Regions from separate parts of the Homo sapiens genome. Here region 1 is linked to region 2. Evidence: chromatin loops called from intact Hi-C (ENCODE). Cell type or tissue: adrenal gland. All regions are shown on one strand.

Evidence for each region. Hi-C counts contacts between places; a loop is a spot of excess contacts. Peaks named below come from ENCODE experiments on the same cell type or tissue, not always from the same donor. Only the 100,000 strongest peaks of a DNase experiment are listed, where the experiment ranks them.
Region 1: a loop joins it to region 2, with 2.2 times the contacts of the local background. A loop is called at or near these places in 3 of 110 quality-filtered maps.

What each region holds. Positions count from the first base shown.
Region 1 is chr17:42,303,505-42,306,004 of GRCh38, forward strand. STAT5A (signal transducer and activator of transcription 5A) reads left to right here. Exons shown (of 19, transcript NM_001288718.2): 10 at 838-925; 11 at 1,026-1,148; 12 at 2,106-2,198. Among named protein-coding and RNA genes, the nearest start is that of STAT5A, 16 kb to the left of the region's middle. In adrenal gland, no CTCF peak of the experiment used is centred here; no DNase peak of the experiment used is centred here; H3K27ac peaks cover 451 bases.
Region 2 is chr17:42,199,741-42,202,240 of GRCh38, forward strand. STAT5B (signal transducer and activator of transcription 5B) reads right to left here. Exons shown (of 19, transcript NM_012448.4): 19 at 1-2,124. The coding sequence ends at 1,998. Among named protein-coding and RNA genes, the nearest start is that of GHDC, 6.5 kb to the left of the region's middle. In adrenal gland, no CTCF peak of the experiment used is centred here; DNase peaks (open chromatin) are centred at 31 and 1,271; H3K27ac peaks cover 2,395 bases.

The sequences.
Region 1 (2,500 bases), 100 kb after region 2:
TTCGAAACCAGCCTGAGTAACATGGCAAAATCCAATCTCTACTAAAAATACAAAAATTAGCCAGGTATGGTTGTGTGCGCCTGTAGTCCCAGCTACTTGGGAGGCTAAGGCAGTGGAATCACTTGAACCTGGGAGGTGGAGGTTGTGGTGAGCTGAGATTGCACCATCGCACTCCAGCCTGGGCAAAAAGAGCAAAGCTCTGTCTCAAAAAAAAAAAGAAAAAAGAGCAATCTGCTAGCGTTGGAGATGTGTTTAAGGCGGGGGTGAGGAAAGGTCAGCTTGGTAAGCTTCTCCAGATAAGTGGTCCAGGAAGGCCTTTCTGGGGAGCTATCTGGGCTGAGACCTGAAGGAGGAGAAGGCTAAGAGTGTTTGGGGTGACAGGAAGAGCAAGGGCCAATGTCCAAGCCTGGCATGTTCAGCAGACAGCCAGGGCCAACGGGGCTTGCATGTCCTGAGTGAGGGGAGAGGAATTCAGTGAGGCCAGGGGGGTGGGTAGGTGTTGACCATAGGGATCCTCAGAGACTGTGGTTGTGATTTTTATCTTAAGTGCATTAGAAGCTATTGGAAGTCCCCAAAGCCCTCACATCAATCTTGGTATCGAGGAATTTCTAATGATAGATCCAGACCTCACCACTGGAGACCTTGCCTTGGGTGCTGGGCACCAGGTTGATGGAGAAGTCAGTAACCCAGAAAGACGCCAAGAAACACTCTTAGGGGATACGGGGCAGGGGCTGCTGGCAGGGCTGACCTGAGCGAAGACCCCAGCCCGAGGTGTGGACAGGACCATGCTCCTGGCCTGGGGCCCATGTGGAGCTGGGACCCCCCTCTCCTTTGCAGCGAGTGCAGTGGTGAGATCCTGAACAACTGCTGCGTGATGGAGTACCACCAAGCCACGGGCACCCTCAGTGCCCACTTCAGGAACATGGTGAGGACGGGGCCCACCCTCGGAGGGCAGGTCTGCCCAGAGCTGAGTCCTTGTAAGCAGCCGCCATCTCCCTGTTCCCCTGTCACCTCCCACCCTGCAGTCACTGAAGAGGATCAAGCGTGCTGACCGGCGGGGTGCAGAGTCCGTGACAGAGGAGAAGTTCACAGTCCTGTTTGAGTCTCAGTTCAGTGTTGGCAGCAATGAGCTTGTGTTCCAGGTGAAGGTGAGACCCCCAGCCCTCCTGCCCCCACTGCTCCAGGTCACCCAAGAGGTGGAGGGGCCTGCCTCAGGACTCCTGGCAGCAATGCCATCGGACAGCCTGCTTTGACTCTGTGGGTCCCTGTTTGATAGGTTATAATCTGGGACTAACCCAGACAATTTAGGCAATGGGCTAAGAAGAAGTCGGTTGTAGTTTTTGTTTGTTTGCTTGTGCCTACATTTTGCTGGGAGGGGCTTGTGTTTGGAACTGTGGGTGAGGAAAGTGGGTTGGGACCAGGTGTGGTGGCTCTCACCTGTAATTCCAGCATTTTGGGAGGCAGAAGAGGGAGGACTGCTTGAGTCCAGGAGTTCAAGACTAGCCTGGGCAGCATAGTGAGAACCCGTATCTACAAAAAAAAGAAAAAAGTTGGGCATGGTGGCCTGCACCTGTAGTCCCAGCTATTCTGGAGGCTGAGGCAGGAGGATCACTTGAGCCCAGGAGGTCAAGGCTGCAGTGAGCTGTGATTGCACCACTGCCCTCCAGTCTGGGCGACCGAGCGAGACCCTGTCTCGAAGAAAATAAAGCAGATTGCGGCCATGGGTGGTGGGTCTTGCCTGTAATCCCAGCACTTTGGGAGGCCAAGGAGGGTGGATCACCTGAGGTCAGGGGTTCGAGATCAACCTGACCAACATGGAGAAACCCCGTCTCTACTAAAAATACAAAATTAGCCAGGTGTGGTGACACATGCCTGTAATCCCAGCTACTTGGGAAGCTGAGGCAGGAGAATCGCTTGAACCCGGGAGGCAGAGGTTGTGGTGAGCCGAGATTGCACCATTGCACTCCAGCCTGGGCAACAAGAGTGAAACTCCATATCAAAAAAAAAAATACATAAAAAAAAATAAAGCAGATTGGGCATGTTGCCTAAGCAGAGGGCACGTGGTGGTCACGCCCCATCAACTTGGGTTCCTTTGACTCCTGTAGACTCTGTCCCTACCTGTGGTTGTCATCGTCCACGGCAGCCAGGACCACAATGCCACGGCTACTGTGCTGTGGGACAATGCCTTTGCTGAGCCGGTGAGTCCCCGTGGGAGCCCTACCCCAGCACCCCCAGGCCCTAGGACTCACCTGGGGTCAGCCCCACCCCTTGGGCCCCTGCTGAGTGGTCCTTCCTCACCCCAGGGCCAGCCCAGAGGTGAGGTGAGGCCAGAAGGGCTGGGGTGCTGGGCGCCTGCCTTCCACCATGGCCTTGGCACTCTGGGTTCCAGGTTCCTGGACTGGGGTCTGTGAGGACTGTGAGCTTGGTCTTTGGATCCTGGTCTGGGATCCTCCTTTGGCAGATGGCTTGGGTCCTTGCTCTCTGTTTTCTGTTTCCTGGT
Region 2 (2,500 bases):
AACTGCAAAGTGAGCCAGGACGGCCTGGCTGCTCTGTCCTCAGCAGGCCCTGGGGTGGGTCCACTCCCAACCTGAAAGTGTATCAAGTCTGACCCCCCAACCAGGGTTGCTGGAACAGAGAGCGAGGTCTCAGAGGCAGGTGCTGGTGAAGCATCTCTGGGAGACGGGCAGGGAGTGACTCTACGAGCCTGGATCCCTGAGCAGGCAGGCTCTCCTTCTCACCCTTCCCCGATGCACCCATCCTCATGGTTGGAATTTTCATCAAATCTTGAGGGGTAGGGAGGGGCTGAGTGGGATGCGGGTAGCCTGCTCCTCAGAGGCAGAGAGACTCTACTGCCTGGCATAGAAAAATAAATCAGTGTATGAAACCAAGCCAAGGCAAACGGCAGCTTTAAAAAAGTCATCTTCCAATAAATAATTTACTATAGAGGAATATTTTTAACGGCAAAACACTGATAAATTCAGAAGTTATTTTTGTAAAAAAAATATGTTTATTTACTCTCATGTATAAAAATAAGGTTTTTGGGGCCATCCTCTCCTGGGGGTGCCCATGCCCTTCTTTTGGAGAGGGGGCCGAGGGGTGACCTTTTAGGCCTTACCCGTAAGCTATTTTAATACACCTGCTCACCCCCCTCTTCCTCCACTACCTGCTGTAGCCCATTCCTTCCTTCTGGTGTAAAGCTACAGAAGAAGTCGTGGAACAAAATTATACCGAGGCTTTTTTTGTTTTGTTTTATACTTTTATCAAACTCCCCAGCAAACTTGCTGACTGCATTTCCACACATTACCAACACCTGCCAGGACTTCACAGCAGGGTGACCCGCTAAGCAAGCTGGCCTAGGTTCAGCCCACACTGCTGCTACCTACTCTTCAAGACATTAGGTGTGAACAGAGAAGGGGAATGAGGTGACCTGGGTTTGAATGACCCAGGGCCCAATGCACAAGAGAGAATTTTGATGTCAAATTAGGGTGGCAAGGAGAAAACAAAAAAGATCCAACTTAGAAACAGAACCATGATTCAACATTTGCAAAAAGCATCATCAATAAGCCTGAAGAAGGCCACGGACTGTGCATCCGCTGGCTCAGAGAAAGGCTGGGCAGCCGGAACAGCAGCTTCCTGGGTAACCAGGCAACAATCTCAGCGCCTGGGAGTCAGGGCTGCGCACTCCACTCTGGCCAGAACACAAACGGCATTGGCACTGTAAGCTCTCAGTTACGTGGCCCTCTTTTCTCTCCTCTATTTCTCCAAACATATGTGCACACCCAGAGGAACTGAGTGGCAATTCCAGGGTGCGGGCGGGCAGGAGGGGAGAGAGGACAAAGAGAGAATAAGATGAGCTAAATGTTTTGTGAAAAGCCACCGCCCATCCGAAAGCTTGTGACTTCCCTTGCCCCAACAATCTTTGTAGGTTGCCCCTTTTCCCATTCCTACCCAAGAACACAGGGGTGGGGGAGAGGGAAGGCTCTCTTTGTCAAAAAGCAGTTATCTACATTTCAGAAGAAAAGCAGAGACAATCACGGTTATATATCAATTGCTTGGCAGACAGAGTGACGAAGACTCACTGGAGCACATGTGCTTTCTCCTCCCTTTGTCCTTCTCTTATTCAAACAGCCACATGTCAAAGTCCAGCCACTCTTAAGACACATGGCCAACTTCCAGGCTTCACGAAACTCACTGCCTTTTTGCACAAAGTAAAAACCACCACAGCTTCTGTCTGTGGCCCCTCTGCTACAACTAAACTCTCAGACAGTGAGAGGGAGAAACACCATAACGTGCAAACACGCACACACACACACACACACACACACACACAAACACATACTCGCACTCCCTTCGCTGGTGCCACCATGCACAGAAACACTAAGGTCACAACTAGTATTAACACTTCACATTATGAGTATTGTTTCAAAAGAGAAGCGATTCATGGAATTAAAACATCCACAAGAGTGATTCCTCTGGTGAAGATGAAGAAGCTGAAGATGGAGAGGTCGCGGGGTCACGATTGTGCGTGCGGGATCCACTGACTGTCCATTGGCCGGCCCAGGAGCTCCTCCACACGCCGCGCTACGTCCATTGTGTCCTCCAGATCGAAGTCCCCATCGGTGTCAAGGACTGAGTCAGGGCTTGGGAGGGAAAGAAGAGGGATGAAGGGAAGGGGAAAGCCTGCCAGAGACCACCCCAAGCCCCACAGGCCACCAGGGGAGCAGTCTGAGCCAGCCTATGCCCTCAGCCTGGGGCTTCATGGGAAAAGAACAACCATTCAAACAGCTGGCTGTACAGCAACTCAGACTGAAATACCCTCCCCTGTTACCTCTCACACCGGCTGTCCAGACACATCACAACTCCACTCAGTCCTTAGAGCAAGAAAAATCTCCATATTGAGAGAGGGGAACAGATGACATTTGCCCAACCCGACTCTAAACCACCAATCACTTCTGGTCAAATCTCTCCCTCCCAAAGGCCAGAGCCCGGGCCAGGGCTGTGTGGTCTCAGACCTAG